2 separate regions of the Homo sapiens genome follow, and region 2 is linked to region 1. Evidence: chromatin loops called from intact Hi-C (ENCODE). Cell type or tissue: heart right ventricle. All regions are shown on one strand. Links, peaks and the distances in the headings refer to the core of each region. The heading gives the core; the rest is flanking DNA. Region 1 has its middle 520 kb from the start of LINC02438. Region 2 overlaps LOC105374510 (a long non-coding RNA gene).

Region 1 (16,158 bases), core at 2,740-10,739:
GGGAAGTATAGTTAAATGAGGTCATAGGGTAAGGCTGCAATCCAATAGAATTGGTTTCCTTATAAGAAAAAGAAAAGACACTAATGAGAGGAAAGACTATGTGAGGAAACAGCAAAAAGGTGGCAATGTGCAACCCCCAAAAAGAGGCCTCTACAAGTACCAACCTTGCCAGCACCCTGATCTTGGACTTCCACCCTCCAGAACTCTGAGAAAATAAGTTTCTATTGTTTAAGGCACACAGTCTGGTAGTTTGTCACAGGAGCCCAAGTATTAATCTATTAATCTATTAGGTTGGTGCAAAAGTAATTGCATTTTGTTTTTTTTAACCATGAAAAGTAATGGCAAAAACTGCAATTACTTTTGCACCAACCTAATAGATTAATAGATGAAGAGGTTGTTGGTGGTGATTGGTTTGTGTGTAATTCAAAAGTCAAGTCACAAAGAGGCTACTGAAATACCCCATGATAATATTGGTGCACCCACAAATTAAACACCTGGGCAATGGACCAGATGGACTGCAATGGAATAAATCCACAAGAGGTTCCAAGATACAGGAGAGATATGATTCTGAGCAACCTAACATTCAATTATGAGTCCTCTCCTGGTCTCCTGCCCTTTTTCTTGATCTGAGGCCACTGTGAACACTGCTTCTCCTCTCTAACTCAGGTTCTTAAGTCGTCCTAGAAAACGTTCACAGAAAGAATGGCTAACTCTATTGTACAAATGAAGAAGTTGAAGAGGGGGAGCAAGCCGTCCAAGGTTATGGATCCAATAGGTAGTAAATACCCCTTAACTTATTTCCATTCATTTCCTAGCCTGTTGGATCCTTTCTATGTATCTCTGATGTTGGTTCATAAACTCTAGCTGTGGGTCAACATTGTTCTCTAATATTTCTCACTACCTGTAGAAAACTCTATGAATATAATGAATCTTTTTGCAGTAGATTTCACGTCATAACCAAATAAAGGTTATTCCAAGGAAGCTCAAACCCTTGTTATTCAGCCTGAGTTCATCTTAAACTAATCAGGGAAAACAAAATAGAATCCAAGCAGAAAAGAGTCAGATAGAAGAATTAATACTTTATAGAAGCTGCCAAATCTTTCCTTCTTCAAATGTAGAAACTGAGGCCAGAAAGGTTATATGACTCTCGCAGAATCACATAGCTACTTAAAGACATTAAATTTATGTGCAAGTGTCTTACAGGAAAGAAATATTAAGTTGAAGAAAAGAAGGAGGTACAAAACTTTTCTTAGTTTTTAATTCAGAAATTTTGAAGAAAATTTTGTGGATGGCTCACAGAAACCAGAAATGTATTGAGAGTTTTCTATATACCCCACAAAATATTTGACATTAGGGAACCTATAGCCAAACAGTTTTAGTCTAATCCCAAATGTGAAAATAGAGCTCAATGAATTGCAGCAGTAATAATCCTAGGTGTTCTGCAGACATTCCTACAAGCCTGTCTTCCCTAGTCCCAATCTCCTCATGCACTCCCTCCCAGGCTTGTAACCACATTGCAGTCTAAATGGACGGTTTATGCTTGCAAATCTTATTTCATAAATTGTCATATCTAAGATTTGCCTCAATTTAAAGTGCACGACCTCTACACTTTCCTGTACTTTCCAATTTGGCAATTCTTTCTAAAATAGCAATCATATTTTTCTGACAGGATGTGTTTTCTTACAAACCCCTGTTGTGTATTGTCCCTTTTCCATTTCGGCCCAATACACATGCAGAGCTTCTCTTATTACTTCTATATTTGTGAACTGAAACACTGAGAGTGAATTTACTACTCAGTCAGCCATGAATCCCCCTGAGTGTGGAAGAAAAAAAACCTACTTACCCAGAAACTCTCCATCTGCCAGTAGCCTCGGGAGATCATTCTTACACTTTCTTTCAAGGAAAGAGTTGGTGGTGGAAGGTGGGGGTGGAAGGAAACCAGTGGGGCCCTCTACTTTTAAAAATTATATCAAGAAGCCCAGTATTATACATTTTTGTTTGTTCTGCTTCATGGAGAAAATCTGACCTCATAGAACTCAAACTCTCACCTTCAATGAACTCTAAAGTCAACCACTCTGTGATTCACTCCAGGGGAACTTAAGTTGGTGGGATGTAATTTAGTGTTCCCCAGCAGGAAAGAAATTTAACCAGCCCTCTGTGTCAACATAGCAACCCCCTAACAAAGAACTTGGTCAATCAAAATTTTGCCTTTAAAAAAAATTAACTAAATAGACTCTGTGTGTATGTGTGTGTGTGTGTTCATATGACTAAACTCTTCCCAGTTTTTCATTGTTAGCTGTGACCATTTGACATCAAATGCTTTGATTAGATCAGGAAAAGAGAAATAGCATTAACTGAAATGCGACTATGAGCTGGGCGCTGAGCTAGAATGCGTCTAGCTATGTTATCTAATATATCCCTTAGTAGAATGTTCTCAGAAAATTTATTAACTCCTCTATCTACCTCATAAAAATGAACTTCTTGAAGAATGTTGGAATGTAGCCTTTATCAATGCAATGAATCTTTAAATAATCCTGAATAAATATATTATTATAATTTTTATCCATTATTTGTAAGTCAATTTTTCTATAAAAACTAGAAATGTGTATTTATCTGTTTGGGTGATTTAAAAGTGTTTATCTTAGATCTGCGATTCTCAGCCTGGGGTGATTTTGGCTGATTCTCAGCCCAGTCTCCCACTCCCACTGGGAATATTGGGCAATGTTTGGAGACATTTCACAATTGTGGGATGCTACTGGCATCTGGCGGGTGGAGGCCAGGGGCACTGCTAAACATCCTACAGTGCACGAGGCAGACCCGCACAACAAATATTGTCCAGCCCAAAATGTCAATCAATATTGCCTAGGAGGAGAAGCCCTGCTCTAGGTATTTTCTTCTAGCACTTATTCATTTAATAGGCATTTATTTAAGACCGATTATGCACCAAGCATTTTGTTACAATCTGAGGAAACAAATCTAAGACAGAGCCCTTAACCTCAAGGATCTCACAACCCACTCAGAAGACAGAATAAAGACAATACGTAATTGTCGGGGCATCAGGAATGCCAGGCAGTGTACTAGAAAGCAGGAATACTATGGAGACCAACACAGATAGAGTCCTGACCTCAGTGAGCTTACAGTTTAGTGAGGAAGACAGAAGTCAAATAATCAGTGTTCCAAAGTTGAGGTGCAGACTGCTGTTAGACTATTTGACTTGAGGATCCCAAAAGGCTACACTGAGGAAATGACATTTGAAGGAAGTTCTAAAGGATGAAGAGAAATTCAGAAGCTTTGAAAAGGACATCCTAGTACGCGTGCAGGTGCATAAGCTGAGGAAATTGAAGGAAAGGTAGAAAAGCATGTTTACCTACTGAGATTAGGCAGGGGTCAGATGTGAAGTGTTGTGATAAAAGCTACTCTGTGGTTATAGAACAAATATAACAAATATTCTTAACTTGGACTCATTTCAAAGAGGAATTAGAGCTAGGACTTAAAAGTTGGGTTGTAGCGATTAGGGAGAAAAAAATTACAAGAGGTATTCCCGGCAAAGGAATCAGGGTTAGAGGTAGCATGGCCTGTTGGAAGAATGGTAAAGAGTTTGAAAGTCTGAGTGGGTAAGTGCATGGGTTAGAGGAAAAGGATATAAGAAAGGGAAGAGACTAGGATTGCAAACCCTGCTTTTTTTTTTTTTTTTGCTTTCCATTGTCTTGGTAAATATTCCTTTATCCCTTTATTTTGAGCCTATGTGTGCTATGTGTGTCTTTGCACATGAGATGGGTCTCCTGAATACAGCACACCGATGGGTCTTGGCTCTATCCAATTTGCCAGTCTGTGTCTTTTAATTGGGGCATTTAGCCCACTTACATTTAAGGTTAAGGTTAATATTGTCATGTGTGAATTCGATCCCGTTATCATGATGCTAGCTGGTTATTTTTCATATTAGTTGAAGCAGTTTCTTCTTAGTGTCATTGGTCTTTATATTTTGGTGTGTTTTTGTAGTGTCTGGTACCGGGGGGCTTAAAACCTAGATAGATGATGGGTTGATAGGTGCAGCAAACCACCATGGTACATGTATACCTATGTAACAAATCTGCATGTTCGGCACATGTATCCCAGAACTTAAAGTAAAATAAAAAATAAATAAATAAATTTTAAAAATGGGAAGAAACTGGTCTTCCTCTTCCTCATGTTTCTTTGTGTCCTGGCTAAATATGTGAATGGTTTAAAATGACTTTTTATTTCCTCTCAACAGAGGTCGATGATTCCTAACAGGCCCTTGTTTATAAGTTTTATGAACTTCAAGGAGCCTTTTACCCCAGGCCCAGGTAGACCTTGTCTCAGCAGGGGACTGATTGATGAAATGAGATCTTAGCAAGACCTTGGCCAGTCCCCTCCGCCCTGCCTTTCTCTTCACAGCCTTTCATGACTGATTGCACTCCCTCCGCTTCAAGCTACATTTCAGTGCAAAGTCTCAATTTGCTTCAGCCTTCATGCTTCTGCACTATCACTCAATTCCCGGCTTTTCAGAGCCCAGTGGCTTTTTGATTGCTGGTGTTCTTACAACACTTTTGGCAAATCATTCAGCACCTCCCACACACAGCCAGCTCTTCACACACAATAGGAGTGCATGAAATTCAATTCACAACACTACAGCTTACACATTCCAAACTCACTGAAGAGATAAGCCTTCCAATTAATGATCTCCTTGTGTAATTGCTTTCCCTCGCTTACCCAGTTCACTTTTGATCGTGCCCTGTTACGAATTCCCTCACCTGCTTACACGGTGAGTTCCTTTCAAAGGGAACCACTGGGGGCTGCAGGAAGTGGGCTGGGTAGTTGGATACATGGTGAGATGGGTTTAGCTGGATTTTTGGCCTGTCATCTTTTAGCTTACACCTCCCTAACTGTTATATCAGGACTACCTGAGGTCTTCTTTCTTGAACTTCTGACAAGTTGTTTCCTTTGTTCCTTTTACTTCCTTTTAAGAGACTGTCCATTTTGAAGAGAATTGAATCATTGATCTCAATCTGAATGCCCCTGCAAGTCTGAAATCCAATGGTAGGACTAACCAGCTGATGACTGGTTTCCCATGGACAGAAAGCAAGCTAGGATGTCAACGCTGTCCTGTTGTATTTATGTCTTATTTATAAGACATCATTCTTACGAGTCTCTGCATCATAGGCATCTGCATGTGGCACATAGTGGGAGCTTGGCAAATATTTATTACATGGCAATATGGATGAATATTTAATAATAATTGTAAACTTAGCTTAAGGATTATTTTTAAAAACAAGATGGCAGAGATAAAAAACAGTGATTTTTTTAAAAGAAATATATACAGAAAGCAAACAGGAAGAGACGATATGAGAAGCCAAAGGTTCTGATTCCATAAGGTTGGTGGGAGCACCTGATTCTGCAATTTACAAGCGCCCAGCTGACCTTGGTAGCAGGTAGCCCTTTAAATTCTTTGAAAAACACTTGTAAACAACAAAAGCCAGTCCTAGAGTCAGAAAACAAGGGTTCATGGCTGGGAATCCAGTTCATTTCCACTATTTGCTGGTTGAGAATGAACTGGACTGAGATTCCCACCTCCACAACCCCTGCCTGTGATGAAGGTGAATGACAACAGCATTTAGCATTAGTCTCTCAGGCTAAACACAGTAAGAGTGGATTGAGACAGGCATAAGAAAACAATCCCCAAACAGAAAAGTCAGCTGTTGTTATTTAACAAAACAGAGTGGACAAAATTCCATTAAGATGAAATAGATGATTTAAAATACATATCCAGGTGATAAGCAAACAGGATTAAGAGTTGATGACTGGAACAAGTTGTCTATTATTTGTATTTCACTTTATTTTTGGTGTTTAGAGGAAATGCCTTCAGTTGGTCTTAATGGGCTATGGAAAATAATAGCACTGGAAAATTAATGGTGTACCATAGCATTCTTGACTTCTTGTTTGATGTCACCTGTCATAATCTGTACTACATCATACTCATGTCTGCAGGTTGGTGAGGCATTCACTCTATGGACAGTTATACAGGGTCTTTAGAGAATGAATCATGTGAGTGAGAATACGTCATTGGAGTTAGAGCACAAAGGGTCTTAGTTTCACTAATTTTAATGACTTGGGTTTTTCTTCACTTGAGAGTGTAATTATCCCTGATCAGCAACTCTGTCCTAAACACTCTACTAAGGGGAAGGAAGTAGATAAAGAGGAGATACCTTTATTTCCTGTTTGCTGAATCGACTGCTGGATAGACACAAGGGGGAGCTGATACAATATATAAATGAGTTTCCTACGAAAATTCAGCAGTGGCTTGAAGGTCACATGCCAGCCACGTGAAATATTTCATTCCCATTAATTCATTTCTTTTTAATGAGCACTTTAGTGAATGTTTTCAGTTATTCAGGAACCATACACAAGGGAGGGTGTGTGTGTGTGTGTGTGTGTGAGGGAAATTCAAAAATCACCAAGTCCAGTTCTTCATCCTTCAAGGCAGGGATTTCCCAAGCCTGACATAAAACAGAGTGGGATATTTACCGTATATTATTTCCTGAACCAAAACAAATTCTTCTCTGACTTTCTTAATATTGAAGAAACAAGCTCAAACTATCACAAACTAAACTAAGAAAGGTCAAAAAGAAGATCCCTTCAGAGATAATTCATAGCATAAAATTAATCTGACTTTTCATGGGTTTCTAAACTTCCCAAGTGGAAGAGCTTCTAAATCTTCCGTCTCATCTTCACATTCCCGTATATAGATCAAAGAAAGCAATTCACATCCCTCCACATTCAAGGTAATTCTGTTAAGTTCTGTTTTTCAAGTTGCCTTAAATAGCAATATTTTGAAGCTAGTCCTTCTGTATCTTGATGGTCAAAAACAATCTTTCCCTGCCTCATCCAATCCACCTATATATCTACATCCACCATTCTCTCACCTGTTTGCTCTGTCATCAGACACAGAAGAGCAACACAAGATGCAATGCATGAGGGAGACTGAAGAAAGAGTAAGGTGTATTTTAATCAGAGCATTTCTGAATTCTCCCGCTTTTGAGAAAGGTCCAGTAAATGGCCTTCCTTAGGCTTCACTGGCTTTCTCTCTCTCATTGAGAGAAATCTGTCCCGCCCTGTGAATCCAAAAGCATTTTTTTTCCTCAAAGGCAATTGTGCTCATTATCTTCTATTACAGTGATTTACCTTCTTGTTGCCTTTCCTTTAGTAGATTATAAACTCCTTATAATTTGGATTATATTTTGATTTGTTTCAGTTTTTTTCGCATAGCCAAACACCATGTTTTATACAGGATAGCGGCGACATATATGATTGTTGCACAAAGTTGTGGGGCTTTACAATATAATTACAATAGCCTGAGAAAACTTTATCTTGGTAGTTGAAAAAGTTCCATAAATATGCCGAAGCATCTCTGAAGAGTTCCTGCATTTTATTACCTACATAAAAATATTTCTACCCCCTCCTGTCCACTATCATAACAGTACTGCCAGTACTGTTAGAATGGAACAGTACTTTTAGAATGGAATGTCTCATCATATGACCTCTGGAAGTAATTTGCCTGAGTTTGCAATTCCAGATAACAGTTCACTGCATGAGTAACCTAATAAAAAAAAAGTTCATTACTGCACTAGTAACCTAATGGGAAGAAAAAAAAAAAGCAAAGAAAGAATTAAGATCAATGGCAAGAGAACCTGAAGTAGTCTGTCACTTCAGATGAGCAATGCCATCATTAACCTTTAAGGTCCCATCAGCTATTATTGAAGTGTCACATACCACTGTGTCAAGATTAAATTAGCCAAACTATTACCTCATTATTATGCTAACAAATCACAAGCTATCTGAATTAATACTACATACACTGGAGACCCCCTTTGCCAGTTTACTAATAGTGCATGGATTTAAACTGTTTAGATGTAATGTATGAAATCAATTTTCTAGCTAGAAAAAAATTATCTGAAGCTACTTTCAGTTACAGTAAAGTCATGAACATATCTTGGACTAAATTACCAGTTGGCATTTAATTTTACAGCAACATGTTGAAGGAAAGTTGATGTTTATTGATTTTACTCTGGAATCCTTTTACTTTCATGTCAGAATTTCTCAGATATAATAAAATAAGTTTATACTTTATCTAAAGAGAAGGCATGCCTTTGAAAGCATCAAAATAAAGGCAATTTGTGATATAAAAGAGCATCCCACTACATGTCTTGTTTTGAAAAGGTTATCACCCAATCAATACAATAAAATATGTTGTACGAGATGTCACAGATGGCTGGTGGGAGGTGTGGGTTAATTCTAGATTTGTGTGATGGCTGAGAGAGAGCCAAGACTGTATCTTGCCTCAATCCAGTAAATATTAAGTCTTATAACAATGGCTCTGGAAGGGACTTTAGAGATCATCTAGTCCTGAAACCCTTGCCATTTCATGAATGAGGAAATGGGTTCAGAAGGTTTAAGTGATTTGCTCAGAGTTACAGTGCTTATAGCACTGTCAGCAAGCTGGGCCATTGTTGTATACAGACTGCTGGAAGCAAGAAATTGCACAGGAACCTTCCTCACATTGCTATCTCTAAAGCTTGTCAAAAAGCAGACCTTGTCAAAATTGAGTAATAGATTATATGCTATGGGGTAGGGCAAAAGGAAAAGTTTTGTGTTCCTGATTAAATATCTTTAACAATATAATTTAATTTGATTATTTCATAAGAATGTTCTTTGTGCTTTTTTATCATAACTGAACCTAGAGTTGAAAGGCTTATCTTTAATTGGTACCCAGACAATCCAGAACAATAAGTGCTGTGACTTTGACACGCCTACAAATGATTTATAACTGTACTTAATTTTAACACAATATTCATGCTTTGTTTTTCTCCCTAATCATTTTTATATAACAATAAAGCAAAATACAATAAATCAGTATTAAATTTACATCATTAAATATATCTTTGTGAAGTTGTCAGAGTAGAACTATTGACTAATAGCTAATGTCACCACAGAATATTTTGAAATTTTCACTTGTGATCTGTTATTAGCAAGGTCATAACTTAGTTATGAAGGTGAATTTACAGGTGTCAATCTCTAATATATAAAAGAAGTGATTGTTCATAAGGGGAAAGTATTGAAATTGAGAAAAATCTACATTATGGTAGAGTACATGCTAATAAACTAAGCAATATATTATTGAAATGAATGAGCATGTTCTTACCAAGGAACTCTAAAGAATTTTTTCAGAGCCTATGACCTGAAAACCTTCGGGTAAATGAATAGTAGAAGAGGAAACAGAGGGGTTTTTACCTTCCTTCTCTTCTGAATAGTGTCACTACACTCTCAAAAGATAAGCAATGGAAAGTCACAGTGGCAGCATTGTAAAATCTATCGTATTTTTGATATGTATGTAATACATAATGATAATATTTTAAGAGAACAGAGCATGCAAAGTACAACATAAAAAGAAAAATCTCAGGGAAAAAGGTAGATGCTTGTAGATATCTATATGTTGAAATATGTGGAGACTTAAGTTAAGGTAAAGTAGCCTCTGGGCCACCATGATGGACAAGGTAGATATGCATAGCCAGAGGACCTATTTTGCCTTTGGCTCACAGCAGAACAGTTTTGCTTTTATTTTTACATACTATAGTTCCAACTAAAATTGTGTTTGAAGACAGTATTTCTACTGATTTAGCCAAAATGCACAGTATTTCTCTGGATTTTTCATTTTTCATTTGAATGGTAGTAATCATGGAGAAACCCAAATTTGCTAATCACGAGTTTGAATCATGAGGATTTTAGTGGGTTCTTTTTTCAACTGTGAATCTAATAAGTAATTATGAAATACGAACTCACGTTTAAAACTCTGAGGATAATAGCTTTCTCATGTAAAGTGGTACAAAGGGTGGAATCTGAGAAGCATTTTTTTTTCATGATATGCTTTCATGCTTCGAAGTTATTCACTTCCTGAACCAAACCACCTGCTGATTAGATTGATAAAAAGAGAATTCCCCCCTCCTTAGGTAACTATGGAAGAAAATCAGTATGTAAAGCATAAAGTCATTTATGAGCTGCACCCGACAGAGTCACATCCCCTCTTGTTCTCGTGTGCCATGTCTGGCTGCCTTCGGCTGCCCTGCTCTCCACCCAACCCCAGGCCATCTGGGGTTGAATCACCAAGCCATAGTTGATTCATTCTTCTAGATCAGAGGGTCTTAACATGTGTGTGTTAGACCTTGTTGGCAGTCTGATGAAGCACATTTACTCCATTTCAGAATGATGGTTTTAAAACTGTACTATATAGCATTATCAACAAAAGCAGTTATTGAAAATGCTTAAAATAAAAATTTAAGATAAAGTAATCTATGTCTTTCTATTAATACTTCGAATAACAAGATCTTGAAGCATATCTAACTACTGCCATAATTTCAAATTAGTGGTGCGTTAAAAGACATTTTCATATGTCGACCTTAACTGTAATATGACAAAAAAAAGTCATGACCAATAGAAATATTGGTCACAAAGTCTCAGGTCTGCCACTAATATTGTCTGTGACCCTCTTTCATAGTTGATGAAAATGCTAAATTTCAGTTAGATGCTAGTGAAATTAAAGATGTATATTTTCTCATCCAAACGAATCAACTCCTGAATTAAATATGCAAGTTAAATTCTACATTATATTCAGGAGTCAACTTCTCGGATTATAAAATATTTGGTACCACCTCCCACATGAAGGCCAGGATAACCACCCTTTCTCAGAACTCCGAAGATAGCATATGTTTGCCTCTGTCAAAGAACTTGGCCCAGTGTATTAACATTTTATTATTAATTTAATTTTGTGAAGTACTTATTTTAAATACACAGGTAAGACACAAATATGTTCTTGTCACAATTCAAACAATATAAAGACTGTTGGCTAACTACCAGCCACCCAGCCATGGCAGATTGCCAATCTTGAATTCCATTCTCTTTTCCTAAGGGAACAACTATTATAATTATTGTTTGTATCATTTCAGATGTACATTTTAGGCATTTACATACATACACACATATGTGTACATATATTTATATACATAAACATCTATAAATACTAAGTGTTATGTGTGTATGTTTAAGAAATTTTTTAAAACATTAAGAATAATGTAACAAATGTTTGCATCCCAAACACACAAAATTAATAGCTATTATTATTTTGTAATATTTGTTCACAATTTTTAGGGATTGTACATTACAAATACAGATGAAGCCTCACATTAAGGTTTGAGATTCTTTCATTTTCATTTATCTATACATTATCTGGACCTTCAATTAAAAAATATATATATTATATATATAAAATGAATTTAATGCATGTTTGTATGTTAACCATGTAGATGTCCATTTTTCTAAATTTATACATATAGATGTACATAAAACATGGAGTTTTCATGTATGCTTAATTTTTATGAATTGTATCATATTATATATAACATTCTATATCATGTTTTGTTTTTCACTCAATTGTGATATTTTGGCCATCTTCCCATATCACTATTTAGAGATCGAGTTTATGTGTATCCGAAGTATTGCATAGTTTTTGACTCTATGACTATATTACATTTTATTGACTCCTAATCCTACTGATGAGTATTTTGCTAGTGTAAGCATCTTACTTATTATAAACAATAGCCTAGTGAGAAAATTTTTAGACATTTCTAGGTAAATGTGGGAAAGTTTCTCTATGCGGAATTGCAACAGAAGAGTTTGTATGTACTTATATTCAATTTTATTAGAATATGCCAAGTTACAGCTGGGCGTGGTGGCTCACGCCTATAATCTCAGCACTTTGGGAGGCCAAGCCGGGCAGATCGCCTGAGGTCAGGAGTTTGAGACCAGCCTGGCCAACATGGTGAAACCCCGTCTCTACTAAAAATACAAAAATTAGCCACGCGTGGTGGCAGGCACCCGTAATCCCAGCTATTTGGGAGGCTGAGGCAGGAGAATCGATTGAATCCGGGAGGCGGAGGTTGCAGTGAGCCAAGATCGTGCCATTGCACTCCAGCCTGGGGGACAAGAGCGAGACTTCATCTCAAAAAACAAAACAAAACAAAAAGAATATGCCAAGTTACTCTCAGAGTATGTCTATTTAAATTCTCAGCAACTAAGGATGATAATCCTATTTCTCCAAGTGTTTGTTACTGTTGTTATATTTTTATAAAAAAAGTATGGCATTATTGAGATATAATTGAAGTAAATTGCATATATTTGAATAGTAATCATTTTTACTATGTATATGCCTGTAAAATCAACCTCAAAATCAAGATAATAAACATTTCCATCATCACTCATGAGTTCCTTGTGCCTATATGTGATGCATTCTCCACTCCACCCCATCTCCAGGAAACCACTGACCTGCTTTCTGATATTCTAAATGTATATGGTCTAGAATTGTATATCTCTGAAATCATAGAGTATAAACTATTTTTTTGCCTTACATTTTTTCACTTATTGCAATAATTTTGAGATTCATATTGCTCTGTGTATCTGTAGTTTATGCCTTTAAATGGATAAGTATCCAATTGCCTGCTCATGGACATTTGAGTTATTCTAGTTAAGAGACACTACAAATAAAGCCACTATAAATATTAGTATATGTCATTATTCATACATGGTTTTAGTTCCTCTTAGGTACATAACTAGGAAGAGAATGGCTGGGTCACAAACTAGATATATATTTAGTGTCTTACACCACCAAACATTTGCATTTTATATTTTATCTTCTCTCCACTACTGCACAAGAATTCCAGTTACACCAAATCCTCAGTAATACTTGATACACTCATTATTTTTTATTTTAGCAAATCCAGTGGATGTACATGGTGTGCAGTGGTATCTGATTGTGGTTTAATTTGCATTTCTCTGATAACTAATGATATTTAGTATCTTTCCATGTGCTCAGTTGCCATTCCTAGCTCATCTTTTGTAAAGTGCCCATATCTATTGCCCAACTTATATTGGATGATTTACTTTATTATTGCATTGTAAAGTTTCTTTATATATTCCAGGAGCAAGTTCTCTGCCCTATATATGTGTTGTAAATAACTTTTACCAGTATGTAGCTTTCATTTTCATCTTCTTAATTGTGTACTTTAATGGGAAACATTTTTTAAATGTTAGTGAGATCCAACTTACTAATTTTTTTATATTATGCTTTATGCTTTATTCATTCTTCTAGAAACCATTGCTCATGCCAGCATAGTAAAGATTTTTCTTTTCTTCTAGATATTTTAATCTTTTACAATTACAGTTAAGGCTATGATCCATTTGAAGTTAAATTTTGTGTATAATGTGAATAAAGTGTATATTTTTATTATTTTACCTTTGCTTACTTGTATCATTTGTCCATCACCCTTTGTTAAAAATACGTTTATTTCCTCATAGCAATGCCTCATTTTCTTTATGTTGTAGGCACAATTCTGGACTCTATATTCTCTTCCAGTGATGTATGCATGTGTTTCATCTTCTCAGCAGTACCAATTTTTGTGCTTTCTAATGACCTATGTAGTAAGTCTTAAACTCAGTTAGGATAAGACCTTCAATTATTCTAGTGATTCCAAATCCTTTGCATTTCAAATCCTTTGCATATTTTAGAAGCAGATTTGTCAATTTATTTTTAAAAATAGGTAATCAAACTTTGTCACTTTAATATCATTTTATTGAATCTTTAGAAAGATTTTAAATTTTGACATCTTAACAATAGTGGTCACTTCAACTCATGAGTATCATATATCTTTGCATTTATTCATTTCTTTTTTGACTTATTAATGTTTTAAAGTTTTCAGTATGGAAGGCTTGACTGTGTTTGATTAGATATATTTCTAAGTATGTAGTGATTTTGGTGCCACTGTAAAAGGGATTTTAAAAATTTACTTTCTAATTGTTTGCTTTTTGTAAATGCAAATATACTTTATATTATATATTTACTTTGTATCTGAAAATTTGCTAAATTTATGTACTTATCTTAGTGGTTACTTGTAGGATCCCTGGAATTTTCTGTATGAACAATCATGTAACCCACAAATAGAAAAAGTTTTACTTCTTTTCTTTCAGTCATTACACTTTTTATTTCTTTTTCTTGCCTTATTGCTATGCCTAAGACAACCAGTACAATGTTGAATAGACATGGCAATAGTGAGTGTTTATTTTTTATCACCTATTTCAGATAAAAGCAATTAAGTCTTTTATTAGGTTGTAAAATATTGGCCATGTAATTTTATAAATGCCCTTTGTCATTTGGAAAGTCCCATACTATTAACTGATTTGCTGATAGTTTTTATCTTAAATGCATGTTCAATTTTGTCAAACAATTTTTCTGAAACAATTGAAATAATATACTTTTGGTGAATTACATTGGTTAATTTTTAAATCTCACTTATCTGGAATAAACTGTGTTTGCTCATAACATATTTCCCTTTGTTATGTTTGATTACTTCATATATTTTTAAGACTTTTGCATCTATGTTCATGAAGAATATTGGTCTTTTCTTTTTATATATTTTTTCAGGTATTAGGGTTATATTGGCCTCATAAAATGATTTCAGTATTGACCTTTCTCCTTGATGTTCTGAAGATGTTTGTCTAAATCTGGTATTTCTTCATTGCGTGTTTGATAAATTTCATCAGTGAAACATCTGGGACTGGAGATTTATTTTTGAAAAGATTTTAAATAACAGATTTGATTTTTAAATAAGTATAGATATACTCAGCTTTTCTGAATAGGGAAATATAGCTATTTTGCTATGTTTTGTTTTTAAAGAAATGTTTATATATTATCCAATCATCCAAGTTGTCAATTTGTTCACATAAATTTGTTCATAGCATTCTCTTCTTAGTGTCTAGAATCTGATAACTTCTTTTTCACTCTTTATGATTTCCCTTTCTCTTTATCTCTCTCTCCCCTTGATCAGTTGAACTAGAGGTTAATCAATTTGGTTGATACTTTAAAATAATTAGCTATTGGCTTTGTACATTTTCTCCATTGCCTGCTTTGTATTTTTTAAAATTTCTACTTTTTGTTATTTTTTCTTTTATTCATTTGGATAACTTTGCTTTTATTTTTATAGCTACTTAGGTTTTAAAAATGTGATTTATTTGACATATTTTCTTTTTTCTAACATAAGCATTGAAAAATATAAATTTCCCCCAAGCGCTGCTTTACTTTCAACATACACATTTTGATATGTTTTTTATTGTCACTGACTTAAAATGTCTTATATTTTTCTCCAAGATTTTGTCTTTGTTCCAGGTATTATATAGAAATGTATTGTTTATTTTGCAGCTAGTTGGATTCTTCAAAAAAAATGAGTACCAGTAGCAGTAGTATTGAATTTTAATTTGTTTTGTAAGAGAATGCCATCTGTATGATTCTGAACATTTTAAATTTATAGAGATTATTTTATGGCCCAACATATGTACTGTATTGGTGAATGTTCTGTGTGCATTTTAAATGAAGTTACATTCTGCATTTGCTGAGTGTATTGTGCCATAAATGTCATATAGATCAAGTGGTTGCTAGTGTTGCTAGATCTTCTATGCTTTTAGTAACTTTTTGCTTAGTTTATCAGTTGTAGAGATGGGGTATTAAAGCTCTCTTAGCTGTGGAATCATCTACTTCTTCAGCTAATTACGTCTGTTTTTGCCTCGTATGTTTTGAGGTCCTGTTACTACATACATACACACTGATAATTATTATTTATAGCTGGTGAAGTATTCCCTTGTTTTGTTATAGAATTTTCTCCTTATCTCTGCTAACACTCTTTGAATTCAAGTCTATTTTATGTGATATTAACATAGCAACTCCAAACTCCTCTATACTTCGTGCATGGTATGTCTTTTTTTTTTTTCATCCATTTATTTTCACCTGTGTCTTCATTTTTAAAGTGTTTCTCTCATAGGCAACATATAGGAGAGCCTTACTATTTTCTCCACTGTGTTATTCACTAAATTTTAATTACATTGTTTACATGATTAATATTTAGTGTAATCATTGATTTAATTAAATTTAAGTGTACAATTTTATTACTGTTCTCTCTCCTCTTATTTTTGTTGTTTTCCTCTGTGTTCATGGTCCTGTCTTATTTTGGATTATGTGAATTCTCTTTTAGTTTATCTATTGGCTTT
Region 2 (16,158 bases), core at 5,034-13,033, 200 kb after region 1:
ATATTCTTTTTACAGACTAGGAAATTGTACCTTTGAGATTATTTTATTTACTAAGATTTATGTAGATTTATGTTCTCACTGTACTTATACTAAGCTTTTATGGGATTTCTCAGAATTAAAGCCCTCTTCACCTAGGGACTTGACAAAATCTGGTGACTTCTAATATTACAAAGAAGGAGCAAAGCAACTTTTTAGCCAAGAATAAATTTCTAGGAAGGATTATTTCCCATTGAACCAAATATCTGTGACAAAACCAAATAACACATCAAAACTCTGAGATTTCAGATTAGAGAGGTGACATGCATTGTAGCCTTAACTTTCCTACTATTCCACTGAATAATTATAATCTACTTTTCAGATGATCCGAGAAAGGAACTGCTTCACAAACACGATGACTAACTCTTTAATTTTTAAACTTTTTGGATTTTGTTAATATTGTATTTTACAGTTCAAATTAAAAAATCAGAGCCATTGCAATATTTTGTCAGTAATTTCTGAGCCATGATAAGCATAAGGAAGGTTCAGTGAGCTCACAGTACAGAACGGTGGATCTCTTGCGGAGGCAGTTGCCATGCATGTGGGTGATTGCAGTCACCCTAACACAGCTGAGGGCTATGGAGGTGTAGGGTGGGTTGGTCATTGCCAAGTACAGTTTTCTACTGGCTGGTGGTAACTAAATGACCTGGAGTACAAATATCATCGTTACTCAATTTTTGTGAACTCAAGCCCTCCTGTCATCACTGAAGAACAGCTTCATATGATTTTGAAGAACTACCAGATTCAAGCTGTGTCAGTATTCCAGGTTCACATAAAAATTTAACTCAAACCTACTGGCTTAAAACAACAGAAATTTATTCTCTCATAATTCTACAGAACAGAAACCTAAAATTAAGATGTCCTCAGGGCCACAACATCTCCAAAGGCAATAGGTGAGAATCTTTTATTGCCACTTCAATCTTCTAGTGTCTCCAGATGTTTCTTGCCTTGAGGCTGTATGAGTCCAGTATCTGCTTCTGTCTTTACCTGGTTTTCTCTCTTGTGTGTCCTCCTCTTTGTCTGTTATAAAACCAGGTGATACTAGACTTAGCAACTGTTCCTAACCTAGTATGATTTCTTCTTGAGATCCTTAACTTAGTTATGTCCATGAACAACCTTTTTCAAATAAGTTCACGTTCACACATTGGAAAGGTTAGAACATATTTTTTGGGGACCATCGTTCAACCCACCAGATAAACCTAGAGTTCAAGATCTCAGGCTTTGGAGTCGGGTACTCCTTGGTGAAAATCTGGTGTTCAGTTACCAACTGATGACCCAGAGCCCTTTTTCTCATCTATAAAATGTAGGGGATAGCGTAAGCACCTATGTCCTGGATTTGTAGTGAAAAAAATCACATGATAGAAATAGTAAGATTCATAACATTGCATCTGATATGAAAGTTCTCTATTATTACTAGCTATTTCATCAATAATTCATGTTATTGGAGATGTTTGAGCCTTGTACAGACAATAGCAGCAGGCCAGCATCCAGTCGGAGAAAATCTGAAATGTGTACATCATTGGCCTCTTGCTCCAATTGAGCTAATTTTGTAAGATATCTCAAAAATAATGGAAAGTTAATGATCATCCAGGCCAATTAACCAGATTCCAAAGATGATAAAAATAATGCTGAGAGACAGAGAGCATGTTTATCCATAAATACACAGAATGTTGGCAGCACAGCAAAAACTAGAACTCAGGACTTCATGCTGCCGATTCAGTTCCTACCTTTGTATGCTATTGCTTGTTAGATAAATCATTACCGGCAATTATCTTCCTCAACATAAAGAGAAATGTGAATCTTGAAAAAAATAAGTATTTTTCATTTTAGATATTTTTCCAGGCTAACTCTGTGTGATGGTTAATTTTATGTGTCAGCTTGCCTGGACCATAAGGTGCCCAGATATTTGGTTAAACATTATTCTGGATGTGTCTGTGAGGATGTTTCTGGATAATATTAACATTTGACTTAGTAGACTAAGTAAAGCATATTGTTCTCCCTAGTGAGGATAGACCAATTCCCTATAACAAATCAGTCTATGTGTGTGTGTGTGTGTGTGTCTGTGTGTGCGTATGTATATATAGTGTATGTATATATATGTATGTGTATATATATGCTATATACTCTGTGTGTATATGCTTATGTGCTCTCTATATATACATATATTATCTGTGTGTGTTTATATGCATACACACATATATAATTATATACTTTGTGTGTGTGTATGTGTGTGTGCACATAGTCATACACTATATTGATATTTTGGTCAACAATGGACCAGATATGTGACAGTGTTCCCACAAGATTATAACGGAGCTGAAAAACCTCAATCACCTAGTGACATCTCAGTGATCCTGACCCTGTGTAGGCCTAGGATAATGTGTGTGTTTGTGTCTTTTTTTTAATAAAAAAGTTTAAAAAGTAAAAAATAGAGAAAATAGAAAAATAGAAAAAAAGCTCATAGAATAAGGATATAAAGAAAGAAAATATTTTCTAAAGCTGTATAATGTATTTGCATTTTAACCTGTTATTACAAGAGTTAAAATGTTAACGTAGTTAAAAATAGTTAAATGTTATTACAAAAGAGTTAAAATGTTAAAATAGTTAAATGTTAAAATAGTTAAGTGTTAAAATAGGTAAAAAGCTTATAAGGTAAAAAAAGTTAAATAAGCTAAGGTAAATTTATTATTGGATAAAGAAAATTATTTTTAATCTAATGTAGCCTAAGTGTAGCTGCAAGTGTATAGCAATGTCCTAGGCCTTCATTCACTTATCACTCACACATTGACTCATCAGAATGACTTCTAGTTCTACAAACTCCATTCATAGCATGTGCCCAATACAGATGCACCATTTTTTATCTTTTATATTTATTGTACCCTTTCTATGTTTATATATGCAGATGCTCACTATTATCTTACAATTGCCTAAGTATTTAATATAGTAATGTGCTGTACAGATTTGTAGCCTAGGAGCAATAGGCTATACCATATTCATAAGTTTGTGGAAGAACACTCTATGATGTTCACACAATGACTACATTGCCTAATGACACATTTATTGGAACATTATTAAGTGACTCATGACTATATATAAGCATATATGTATATATATATACACTCAATGTCCACATATATACCTATATATTCTATATACCTATTCTCTCTGTACATATATCTACACAATATCTATATTCTCTTTATACATATATATTCTCAGAATATGTGTATATATATGTGTATATATTCTGTATACATATATAGATATATATACAGAGAGAATATATATATGTATGCAGGACATATATTTACACAGACAGTGTATATATATGTATATATACGTAGACACACAATGATTATAAGAAATTGTCATATATACATTGTAATGGTTAATTTTATATTTCAACTTGACTGTACCATGGGGTACCCAGATTAAATACAATTTCTCCGCGTGTTCATGAGATTAGCATTTGAATCAATGGATTCATTAAAGTAGATTGTCCTCTGCTATGTAGGTAGGTATCATTGGTCCACCGTGGGCCTGAATAGAACAAAAAGGTTGAAGAGCAGAAATCTGCCCCTTTTTCTTCCAGTATGCCTACTTGAGCTGAAATATCATTTCTCTTGCCCTTGGACTGGTATCTACACTGTTATCTTCCCTGATCCTCATGCTTTTTGACATGGACCAGAATTACAACATTGGCTTTCCTGTTTCCTGGGTCTCCAGCTTGCAGATGGCAGAACATGGGACTTCTCAGCCTCCATTAGCATGTGAGCTAATTCCTCATAATATAAATTCATGTGTGTGTGTGTGTGTGTGTGTGTGTATGTGTATCCTTAATATATTAATATATTTAATTAATATTATATATTTTATTAATATTATTTACACTATATTACTATTATATATACTATCTTAATATAATATATACTGTTATTTTAAATATTCTGTTCCTCTAGAACCACTCTTGGTACCAAAACCTGTGTTATTCAGGATTCTCCAGAACAATAGGATAAATATATCCTTGTTATTGATATTTGTAGCCAAGGATAATCATTTCAAGACAATCATATAAACCTCTTTGTTTTTACTTTAAAAACCTTTGTCTCCCTTTACATTCCTGAATATGCACATGGTTTACTATGATATGAGTATTCCCACTGCAATGCTTTATTCCTCAATAAACTAATAGGATATATATATCCTCTTTGTACCAGGAGTGGTTCTAGTGGAACAGAATATTAGGAATAAGTTTCCTAAATTGGTTCCAGATTTTCTGAAATTGGGTCTCTAATCTGACTAGATTTAAAGATAGTAATGACTCTACTATTAGTAGTAAAGAAAGCCCTGATAATCCATGACATGATATAGAAATAGAGATACACCAACATGTAACTCTAGCCTAGGAGAGCTGCAGGTATGAGACACACAGCTGTCTACCACAAAAGCTGCTGTGTAGGCTGTTCCCATTAAAGTCACAGGAGCTGGGCTGCCTTGGGGCCTTAGGGATCCAATCCCACCCCAGTGTGTCTGGGAGGGTAGACATGGAACCAAGAAAGATTATTTTAGAGTCTTATGATTTAATGTTGTTTGTTCTGTTGGAGTTTGGACTTACTTGGGGCCAGTTATCTCTTTCTTCTTGCCTGCTATTTCTGCCTTTTAAATTGGAATGTTTATTCTATGCCTACTTCACCATTGCATTTTGGAAATAGATAACATGTTTTGATTTCACAGGCTCAGAGCTGCAGAGAAATTTGCTTCAGGATGAATTGTACCTTGAATTTTATCCATGTCATTTAGATAAGACTTTGGATTTTGGAATTTTGAGTCAATGTTAGAATATGATAAGATTTTTGAGGCTTTGGGATGGAATAAACATACGTTGTACATAAGAAGGACATGACTTTTGAGGGACCAAGGTTAGAATACCCTGGTTTGAAAGTTTGTAAGTTAGAATACCCTGGCTTGAAAGTTTGTCTCCTCCAAAACTCATGTGGAAATTTCATTGCCATTGTGAGGCTATTGGGAGGTGGGACATTTAAGAGGTGTTTAGCTCTGAAGGTTTGTAGCCTCATAAATGAACTAATTCTGTTTTCATGGGAATGAATTCACCCCCTCTTTCACGCTGTCTTTCTCTTACCTTTTTGTCTCTATGTGAAATGATGCAGCAAAAAGGCCCTCACCAGGTGTCAGATCCTTGATCTCAGACCTCGCAGCCTCTGGAACTGTAAGAAATAAATTTGGTTCTTTATAAATTACTTAGTCTTAGATATTCTGTTATAACAATAAAAATGAACGAAGACAGTTATCCAGAAGGCTGTATTTGCTCTGAATCAGTATCCAATATCTGGTACTGTTTCTCCAATAGCCAGGATTCATGGGTCTAGGAATCAAGGGATGGAAATGGGACTGACATCACTCACTATTATTTCTAGTGACCCACTAGCAAAATTTTTGTTTACTCTTCCCACAATTATATGTAATGCTGGCTGGCCTAGAAGTGTTAGTTCTAGAAGGACGAATGCTTCCACCAGGAGACACACAATGATTTCATTGAACTAGAAATTAAGATTGCCACCCAGCCATCAGGCTCATTATGCATCTGAATCAACAGCAAAAAAGAGAGTTATTGTGCTGGCTGGGGTGACTGACTGACTACCAAAGGGAAATTGGAATGTCACTTCATAATGGAGGTAAGGAAGAGTATGTCTAGAATACAGGAGATTTCTTAGTATTATCATGTTCTGAGATGAAGGTCAATAAAGAGCTACAACAACCCAATTTAGCCAGGATTAATGAGGAGTAATCATCCTGCTAATGAATTTCCAACAGGTTAAAGACCAACCAGCTACGGTGCTTGCTAAAGGCAAAGGAAATTCAGGGTGGGTGGTAGAAAAAGGTAATTATAATTACCAGCTATGACCACATGAATAGTTACAGAATTAAGAACTATAATTGTCATGAGTGTTTTTCCTTACATCATTATATGTATATATATATACAGCAAATATCTGTTTTCTTCCCACTGTTATTCATTTCTCATATAGCATACAATATTAACATCACATCATAGTTTCAGTATTGTTATACATAATAGTATTTAGTTACAGAATACCAAGTGGAAGAGTAAATACCACTCAAAGATTTTATTTCTTTTTTTCTTCTAGAAGGAGCTAGTGCATTTTTGGTTGTACTAGGATAGTCATATCATGTAAAGTGAAATTATGATTTTGTAATTACCTTTATTTGTAGATTAAGTATAGATGTATATGAATAAAGTATAGATGTATATGAATGAATAAATATAAATATAGATGTATATGAATGAATGAAGATGTAGATGAATGCAAATTTGACAAGGGGTGAAGTTATGATTGTTTACTTTATGTGTCAACTTAACTGGGTCATGAGGTGCCCAGATATTTAGAATAACATTATTTTTGGTGTGCCTGTATGGATGTTTCTAGATGAGATTAACATTTGCATAGATAGACTTAGTTGAGGAGTTGGCACTCCCCAATGTTTGTGGGCCTGGTCCAATCTGTTGAAGGCCTGAGTAGAGTAAAAAGCTAAGTAAGAGATAATTCACTTTCTCTGCCTAATGGTCTTGAGCTGAGATATCAGCCTTTTTCTGTTTTTGGACCTAGACTGAAACCTACACCATTATCTCTCTTGGTTCTTGGGCCTTTGGGCTACAGATCCTGGGACTTCTCAGCCTCTGTAATTGCATTAGCCAATTCCTCAGGATAAATCAATCTCTCTCTCTCTCTCACTTTGTGTATCAAACTCTCTTTCTCTCTCTGGCTCTATGTGTAGGTGTGTATGTATATGTGTGTGTGCATTCTATATGTATTATATATATCCCCTATATTATATATAGATATATCCTAGGTATGTTCTCTATGTATATATATCTTATTGGTGAATCTTGACTAATTCTCTAGCATTCAGGCCTTTTTATTCACATTTGATTTTAATATAGTTATTTTTCCATTTATCTTATCTCTCTTTTAGAGTACATGTTCCTTGAGAACCTAAAAAAGGTCTTTCCCCACAATGAAATGTTTTTGATAGCAGAATGACTGTATCTATAAGACACAGCATAGGGCCAGGCACATAGTGAGTTTCAAATAATCAATTATTGAATGAGTTAATATTCCTAACTTATTCTCACTTAATAAATATTTATTAAGTTGGACATTGAGAGACGCTCACTGTTTAAAAATTCACTTTTATATATTCTACAGAGCATGCTGCACATGGTTAACGTTCAACATGTCTGTTGAATGTACAACATAAAGAGTTTTGAAAGATTGTAAGCTGGTAACCTGATTTCCTTCAAATTAAGATAAGGCTAAGCTCATCTTAAATTACCTTGATGGTTCTAATGCCACTTCTAACATACTTCTAACATTTCACTTGGTAAATTTTATTTTCGGAGTTAAAGATAGTATATGAGCCAATGTACTAAAAATGAATTATGACACTAGTTTGGCAGCTATAAGTAACTTCAGGGCTATGCCAAAAGTACTTTTTAACATGGCCTTTCTAGCCTGGAATGAGGAAAGGTCTGCTGCTGTGGCATATTGCTGGACTTTGGAGAGTATATAATCACTTCCACAGAACTTCTAGAACAAATGGCAAGTGTGCCACTAAGCTGGTTGATACTGAGTCTGGGTGCCAGTCATGGATTATATTAAAAGAAGCAATTATAATAGAACAGCCCTATTACAAAGAACAGCTCTTTGGCAATTATAATAGCAATTATAATAGAACAGCTCCATGGCAAAACCCCATCTCCACTAAAAATATAAAAATTAGCTGGGCATGGTTGAGCATGGCTGTAATCCCAGCTACTTGGGAGGCTGAGACAGAAGAATCGCTTGAACCCAGGAGGCGGAGGTTGCAGTGAGCTGAGATTGCACCACTGTACTCCAGCCTGGGTGACAGAGCAAGAATCCACCTCAAAAAAAATAATCAATAATAATAATAGTAGTAGTAGTAGTAGAACAGCTCAAGGCAGAACCACCTGGAGAGGAAATCCAGACTGCTTTTCAGGCCAAGGTACCAAGATGTCAAGTTTACTTTTATTTCAATGGGCATGCTCATAAAACAAAGCTAAAACCAAATTTTTTTTTAAAACCCAGGAGATAGTACAGTAAGCAGAGTATATTAGTTTAGGACTGATGTAACCAAGTACAACAAAGTGGGTGGCTTCAATTACAGAAATGTATTTTCTCACAGTTCTGGAGGCTAGACGTCCAAGATCAAGGTATTAGCGGGACTGAACTCCCTCTGATAGCATTAAAGAAGATTTTTCATGGAGTTCTCTTCCTGGGTGCGTGTCTCAGTGTTGACATTTCTCCATTTTAGAAGGACACAGTTATATTGGGATAAAGAGTTCATCCTACTCCAGTATGTCTTCATCTTAACTAATTACATCTGTAACAAACCTATTTCCAGATAAGGTGTTATTCTGAGATAGTGAAATTTGACTTCAACATCCAGGAAGTGGGGATTAGGGAGGCACACAATTCAACTCTTAACACACAGTAACTGCAGCAATAAAAGACAGGTGTCAACCAGACAAGATTTTTGGATGGGCTTGGTAATTCAAGGTTCTCTTATTTCATGCACCAACAGCCTCATGTATAGGTTGGCTGATCTGGTTTGAAAGCTGAAGGTAATTTTTAATGCAAGGTTCTGTGAGGGCACAGTCTCTCTTTACTCACTCCAGTGGCAGCCTGCTGAGCTGAACTAAGAAACCCAAGCCAACCATACCAAATTTGAAAATGCAGGCACAGGGCCATTGGCCAGAACAAGTTCTGTGCTTATCACCTGGACAATTTGACAGACATTAAAGAGCAGGATTTGATAAATGTCAAAGAGCAGCGGGCAAAAAGCCTGACGTCTTTTAGAAGAAAGACATCATTCAATTATTTGTCCTCACTCTGAAGCTGATTTTTTCAGGCTGCTTAACACTGTACAGTTTTAGCTCTTTGAAATAAAGCACTTAGGAAGAGATTGCATGTTGTTTCAAACTGAAAGAGACACTGTGCTGCTTTCCCACTCTTTCTTGAACTAATGTGGCTATTTTCCAACATTAATAAAAAGTTCTATTTCTGCAAAAATAACCTCAAACTGCATTCTCTCTCCTGAGTTTCAAGGATTTGATGACAAACTTGGCATACTAAATTTTGTAGATCCCAAAATTGATGTTGAACACAAAGGAAAGCCCAGTGCCCTTTCCTTGTATTCCATGGTAATACAAGAACATGATTATTTTTGGACTGAAGCCACTTAACGCAAGCACAGCTGTGAAGGTCTTGTCTCACTTCCAGAAGATAGTCTTTATATTCCAACGAGTATCCAAAAGTCAGAGAAACCAAGCTCAGACAGTATTATTAATATGAAATATTATGTCACACTTGGTTTTCAAAGATAGTAAATCCACCAACACCAGTAAAATTAAGTAAATATTTGAAGTCTGAAGTTAACATCTATAAAGGAGCCAGGAAAAATGAAAATTTCAAAATTTTGGTTTAAGAAATATCTTTTTAGTAATTTTGTCCCTGACCATTAAAGATAAACTATATGTTGACTACAGAGGTGCTATTTATTCAGTGATAAAACTTTCATTTAAATTGAAACTGTTAAGGATAAATATCCAGTCCTGTGAAAATGACTGAATGATGGAGCAACATGCATCTATAATGAGGTTTTAGATACACCCAATCTGATCGTGTTACTCTCCTACCTAATGTCCTGCCAATGCCCTGTTGAATGCAGGACAGTTTTCAGTCAGCCTTTAAGAACCCGGCCTTTGGTCTACTATTCAGCCTCCTCTCTATACTCATCTCCAAGTCACTAGCTCTCTTCTAGAACCACATTACACTCACACTCTTCCCTGTTTTGGTTCCCTTCTTTAGAAGCCTTGTCCATCTTCATTCCAGGGCTTGGTATCCCACGAAACAAGTCTCCAAAATGGGTTAAGATGCTTGTTTTAAGTGCCATGCTTTGGTTACCTGTTTTGCAGCTGTTATCATACATTTTGTAACTGGAGTTTACAAATCTATCTCCTTCACCAGCTGAATGGTCATTGACAGCAGGGACTAAAGCACTCATATGTATTGGACAATAGATGTTTACTAAATAATTATTCGAATGAATAAGTGAAAGCTACTGTAAGATTTTGATTGACCATATCACACGTATGAAATAATAATCAAATGTGGTTGCAAAACATAACTAAAATAATTAAATATTATTCATAGAAAAATTATGTTCAGTATATGAGGAAATAGCTGTGCTCCATTCTGTACTGAATTAGCGATTCTCCAGGGGGTTTTCCTCAGTTTTGGACACCATGCTTTTTAATGACTTTTTTTGTTTGTTTTTACAAACAGTGCTAAGTTTCTTTATGAAATCCTGAAAAAAATTATTTCAAATATTGAATTCCCTAGTATCCAGAAATAACATTTGTTGATTATTTTTGTTTCTATTTTCCAGTCTTCTTCTAAAATTTAATAAGTATCAACATTTCAAAGGAATCGTAACAGATGAGACTATATTAATATAATGTTTACATGATGGTAAAGAATTGAGAAACAATTACTAATACTAAAAATGGGAAAAGTGGCTTTTATTAGAGGCACAATGACTTTTTTTGTTGCAATACCTAAAAGATCACCATGCAGAAGAAGAATTAAGTTCAAATCCATATCTTTTTTAAAAGAAAACTAGTATCAAAGAGGTAAGGTTGTGGTAGCTATATTTCAGCTTCATATATAAATGATAGTATTTTTTAAAATTACAACTTTGTAAAAATCAAAGTAGCTTCCTTTTCAGGAAATACATTTCTTTTACCTAGAGATAATTAAACTGAAGCTGGTTTATTACTTGGTTGATAATATTAGAGAAGTGACACATACATCAAATTATTCCTGGAGATAAACTCCAAAATTCTCCCAAATATAATATTTAGTGATGATGTGACAATGAATTTTTTAGATTATTGAGAATAATTTCAAGTAAATTAATTTCTTATATTATGGGCAAGAAATAATACATTAAAGGCAGATAAGTCATTTTACAGAGGTTCAACAAATAGAGATTATATTTATAAAATATTACATTTAAAAAGAGAGATATATATGTGTGTTGTTGAATATATATAGTGAATATACATACATATATGTGTATGTGTGTATATACATATGCATTCATATATATCTATGATATATACATTTACATCTATGTATGCATATATATACGCATATACACATATGTATGTATGCATATATCTATATATACATACACATGTATGTGCATATCTATATATATACACATAAATATATATGTATGTATATTCAACAACAGCCATATAATCAAATATTCACTATCATGCTATTCATAGTAGCCTCTATCTGGAAATGATCCAAGACCCCTCAACAGTAGAATAAGCAAAAATTATATGTTTACACAATGAAATGCCTTATACCCATGATAATAACAAAACACCACTATACATAACAGCATGAATGAATTTCACAAGCATCAAGTTTACCAAAAGACACAAAAGAGTAAATATTACAATCAGGCAAAGCTAACGTGTGGGGTTTGAAATGAGGATGGGGTCAGACTTGTGGATGAGTTTTTACTCAAAAGAAAAATCTGGGGCCTTCTAAGGGTGGTGAGTTTCTGCTTTTTGACATACGTATTTAATCTGTGAGAATACATTGAGCTGAGTACATGACATGTACATTTTTCTGTGCACAGGTCTTACTTTCATACAAAGTTTTTAAAAAAGACTCTACATTTATTAGTTTTCTGTTTTCAATACTACAGAAAAAGCCATGTGGCAAAGTTATGATATTTATATTTTAAAGAATTCAAAGTTCTCAGTCCTTGATTCCTTAAGAGGATCTAAAAATGTGAAATGTTTTTAAAATTATCTAAACACTTATGAATTAAAAAAAGTGTTTTAGAGATAAACATTAGCAATGAACTCTGATTGCCTTGATGTATATCTTCTAATTTATGCTGAAATCCATATATAGTGGTGTAAAAATTAATGATATATATATTTTAGGTTGGTTTTCATGCTGTTTTATAAATATGTTAGTTTATTTGTCACAGGAATATAGTTTGTCACAAATAGTTTATTTGTCACAGGAATTTCTGTCCAGCAGAAATTGAACCTCCTACAATTTTTAAGCATTTTCATTTTTGAATAAAAATATATTAGCCATAATACTGGGCTTCCACAGGGCCTTCCTCTTACTCAGTAAAGCAGGTGCACTGACTTATCAGACCACAGACCACACTCATCCAGATAATCTCTATGCCAACAGGAATTTAACTGCCAGCTCCTTCAGATTTTCCAAAGTCAACAAAATAGGTATGGATGTTACTCCTGGAACTAAAAATTAATATTGTGGCATGTAATTAAACAAAAAATAATATTTTTTAAATATTAGCACCTTTGCTCTATGAGAGTGATATGGTTTTGACAGGTGAAGCTAGCTGGGCCTTTGGGTCCAGTGAGGACTTGGAGAACTCTTCTGTCTAGCTAAAGGATTGTAAACGCACCAATCAGCACTCTGTAAAAATGCACCAATCAGCTCTCTATATCTAGCTAAAGGTTTGTAAATGCACGAATCAGCACGCTGTAAAATGGACTTATCAGCACTCTGTAAAATGGACCAATCAGCAGGACATGGGCAGGGACAAATAAGGGAATAAAAGGTGGCCACCCATGCCAGCAGCGGCAACCCACTTCGGTCCCCTTCCACGCTGTGGAAGCTTTGTTCTTTCGCTCTTCACAATAAATCTTGCTGCTTCTCACTCTTTGGGTCCGCACTACCTTTATGAGCTGTAACACTCACCGCGAAGGTCTGCAGCTTCACTCCTGAAGCCAGCGAGACCACGAACCCACCGGGAGGAATGAACAACTCTGGACGTGCCACCATTAAGAGCTGTAACACTCATTGCAAAGGTCTGCAGCTTCACTCCTGAGGCCAGTGAGACCACGAACCCACCAGAAGGAAGAAACTCCAGACACGTTCGAACATCTGAATGAAAAACTCTGGACACACCATCTTTAAGAACTGTAACACTCACCACGAGGGTCTGCAGCTTCATTCTTGAAGTCAGCAAGACTAAGAACCCACCAGAAGGAACCAATTCCAGACACAGTTTGACTGTGTCCCCACCCAAATCTCATCTTGAATTGTAGTTCCCATAATCCCCATGTGTTGTGGGAAAGACCTGGTGGGGTCTTTGAATCATGGGGGTGGTTATCTTCACGCTTTTCTTGTGATAGTGAATTAGTTCTCACAAGATCTGATGGTTTTACAAAGGGTTTTCCCCCTTCTGCTCAGCACTTCTTTTTGCTGCCACCATGTGAAGAAAGATGTGTTTGCTTTCCCTTCTGCCACGATTACAAGTTTCCTGAGGCCTCCCCAGCCACGAGGAACTGTGAGTCAATTAAACCTCTTTTCTTTATAAATTACCCAGACTCGGGTATGTATTTATTAGCAGTGTGAGAATGAACTAATACACAGAGTTTGGCATATGCTTTCTGAAAATATCCAGATAGTAAATATTTAGGCTTTGCATGTCATATGCTCTCTGCCATAACTACTTAACTCTGCTTTTCTAGTGTGTAAGCAGCCACAGACTATAGGTAAATAAATGAGTGTTGCTGTGTTCCAATAAAACTTTGTTTACAAAAACATTGAGTCAGCCAGTTTTGGCCCATTGGCTGTAGTTTTTCCAAATCCAGTTCTAAGAGAATAAAAAGGTGTTTTGATTTGTTTTATTTTGTTTTTTCCTTTTCCATGTGGTTAAGAAAGCAGTAGAGTATCTGTTGTTCATCATTCAGCAGTTGCTAATCTGGGATAACCAGATCTTTGAATTTTCTTAAACTTTTCTCAATATTAAAGTTTGATGAAGACAATATATTTATCTAGTATGCACTGACTAACAGAAATGTCAGTCTTCCATACTTTTCACTAGAGTTTCCCCATGTTCTTCTTATTGAAATATTTTTGCAGCCTTTTTTTCTAGTTAATCCACCCCTTAAAACTTTGCCTAAATTTCATATCTTTACAAAAGCCTTTCCTGTGCCCGTGGGTCATCTCTTCTCACATGACACCCACTATTTCTCTTTTTTATCACTTATTATAGTTCCTAAGCAACTTAGAGCAGTTGGTAATATTTCAGAATCTAAAGCCAGACATCTAGGCTTAAATCTCAGCTCTGAATTCATTACCTTTGCAACGTTTAACAAGTTGTCAACCTCCCTATGCCTGTGTCTTTGTCTTTAAAACAGAAATAATAATAGTTACCTACTACATGGGGTTTTGATGATTAAATGGTTAAATGCATATAAAGCATTTATAACAATGCCTGCACACAGAAAAAATTATGAGTTAGCCATTGTTAGTAACAGTGAAGTAAACAGATAATTTATTCATTCACTTAAAAATATTCATGAAGCAACTACTACATATTGAGTATCCTTCTTTATCATATAAACTCCATAAATGTAGAAATTGGGTTCCCATAGTTTTCTATTGCTGAATAACAAATAGGCACAAATTTCTGGCTTATAACAATACCAATTTATTAGCTCTTAGTTCCCTAAATCATAAGACACCCAAATCTATGCTAAGGGTATCACAAGACTGACATCAAGGTATTGGCTGAACGAGGTTCTTCTCTGGGGACTGGGAGAAAGAATTCACTCCTGAGATTATACTCTCAACCTTACTATCAGCAGATTTCATGTCCTTACAGTTGAAGGACTGAGATTTCTTTCTTGTAGGCTTATAGCTGAGTCCTATCTCAGCTCCTATGGACGGGAGATTTTGTTTTTGACCTAGCAATGAAACATTACATCCCCCTCACATTTTATATCTCTCTGACTTCTTCACTTACCACTAGCCAGAGAAAACTCTGTAAAAACATTAAGAGCTCATGTAAAAACATTGAACCTACATGGATAAGTCGGAATAAACTCCCTACTTTAAAGTCATTTGTGCCCTAAAGCATATTATCACAGGAGTAACATCTCAGTGTATTTACAGGTTCCAGGAACTAGGACAGGCCATCTTTGGCAGCAGCGAAAGAGGAGTGAGGGGAAGGCTTAAAATCCTGTCTACAAAAAAACACATAATGAATGCTCAATAAATATCATGAAGGAAAAATAACTTAGCCATATTACTGTGCTTCCAAAAGGTCTTCCTCTCACTCAGTAAAGTAGGTTTACTGACTTAGTCCACAGACCACAGTCATCCAGATTATCATGTTGACCAGAGGCTTTCATTGATCAAAAATAAAGTTATTTATTATTTCTGAATAATGTCTTCTGGATGGACAAAAAAAAATTCCTAAAAATATAATTTGTGGAAGAATACTTTTAAAAGATTCTTTAAATCCCACTTTGTCATGCTATATTATCTTTTTGATATGCTGTTGAATTCAGTTTTACTAGTATTTTGTTGATGATATTTTTGCATTTATGCTCATCAGAGTTATTGGACTCCATTTTCTTTTCTTGTAGCATCGTTATCTGGCTTTGGTATGAGGGTAATTCTGGCCTCAGAAAATGAATTTGGAAGTGTTCTATCATCTTCAATTTTTTGAAAGAGATTGAGAAAAACTGACATTATTAATTCTTTAGATGTTAAATAGAAATGACTCATGAAGCCACTTGGTCCTGGGTTTTGGTTGTTGTCATACAGAGGTGCCTGATTACTCATTCAATCTTCTCGTTCATTGTTGGGCTGTTTAAGAGTTTCTACTTTTTTTTTTTTTTTTTTTTTTTTTTTTGAGACAGAGTTTCACTCTTGTTGCCCAGGCTGGAGTGCAATGGCACAATCTCGGCTCACTGCAACCTCCGCCTCCCAGGTTCAAGCTATTATCCTACCTCAGCCTCCTGAGTAGCTGGGATTACAGGCATGCGCCACCACAACCGCTAATTTTGTATTTTTAGTAGAGACGGGGTTTCTCCATGTTGGTCAGGAGATTTTCTAATTTTTATGATTCAGTTTGGGTGATTGTATGTTTCTAGAAATTTATTTCTTCTAAGTTATCCAATTGCTTGGCATATTGTTC

The links. Hi-C counts contacts between places; a loop is a spot of excess contacts. Peaks named below come from ENCODE experiments on the same cell type or tissue, not always from the same donor. Only the 100,000 strongest peaks of a DNase experiment are listed, where the experiment ranks them.
Region 2: it touches region 1 in a loop (14-fold over the local background); 4 of 110 quality-filtered maps call a loop at or near these places.

Annotation. Positions count from the first base shown.
Region 1 is chr4:18,924,513-18,940,670 of GRCh38, reverse strand. No RefSeq gene overlaps it. Among named protein-coding and RNA genes, the nearest start is that of LINC02438, 520 kb to the left of the region's middle. In heart right ventricle, for the core only: a CTCF peak has its summit at 6,247 (motif pointing right); no DNase peak of the experiment used is centred there.
Region 2 is chr4:18,727,333-18,743,490 of GRCh38, reverse strand. LOC105374510 (a long non-coding RNA gene) reads right to left here. Exons shown (of 6, transcript XR_001741602.2): 3 at 5,177-5,261. Among named protein-coding and RNA genes, the nearest start is that of LCORL, 710 kb to the right of the region's middle. In heart right ventricle, for the core only: no CTCF peak of the experiment used is centred there; a DNase peak (open chromatin) is centred at 8,830; H3K27ac peaks cover 2,218 bases.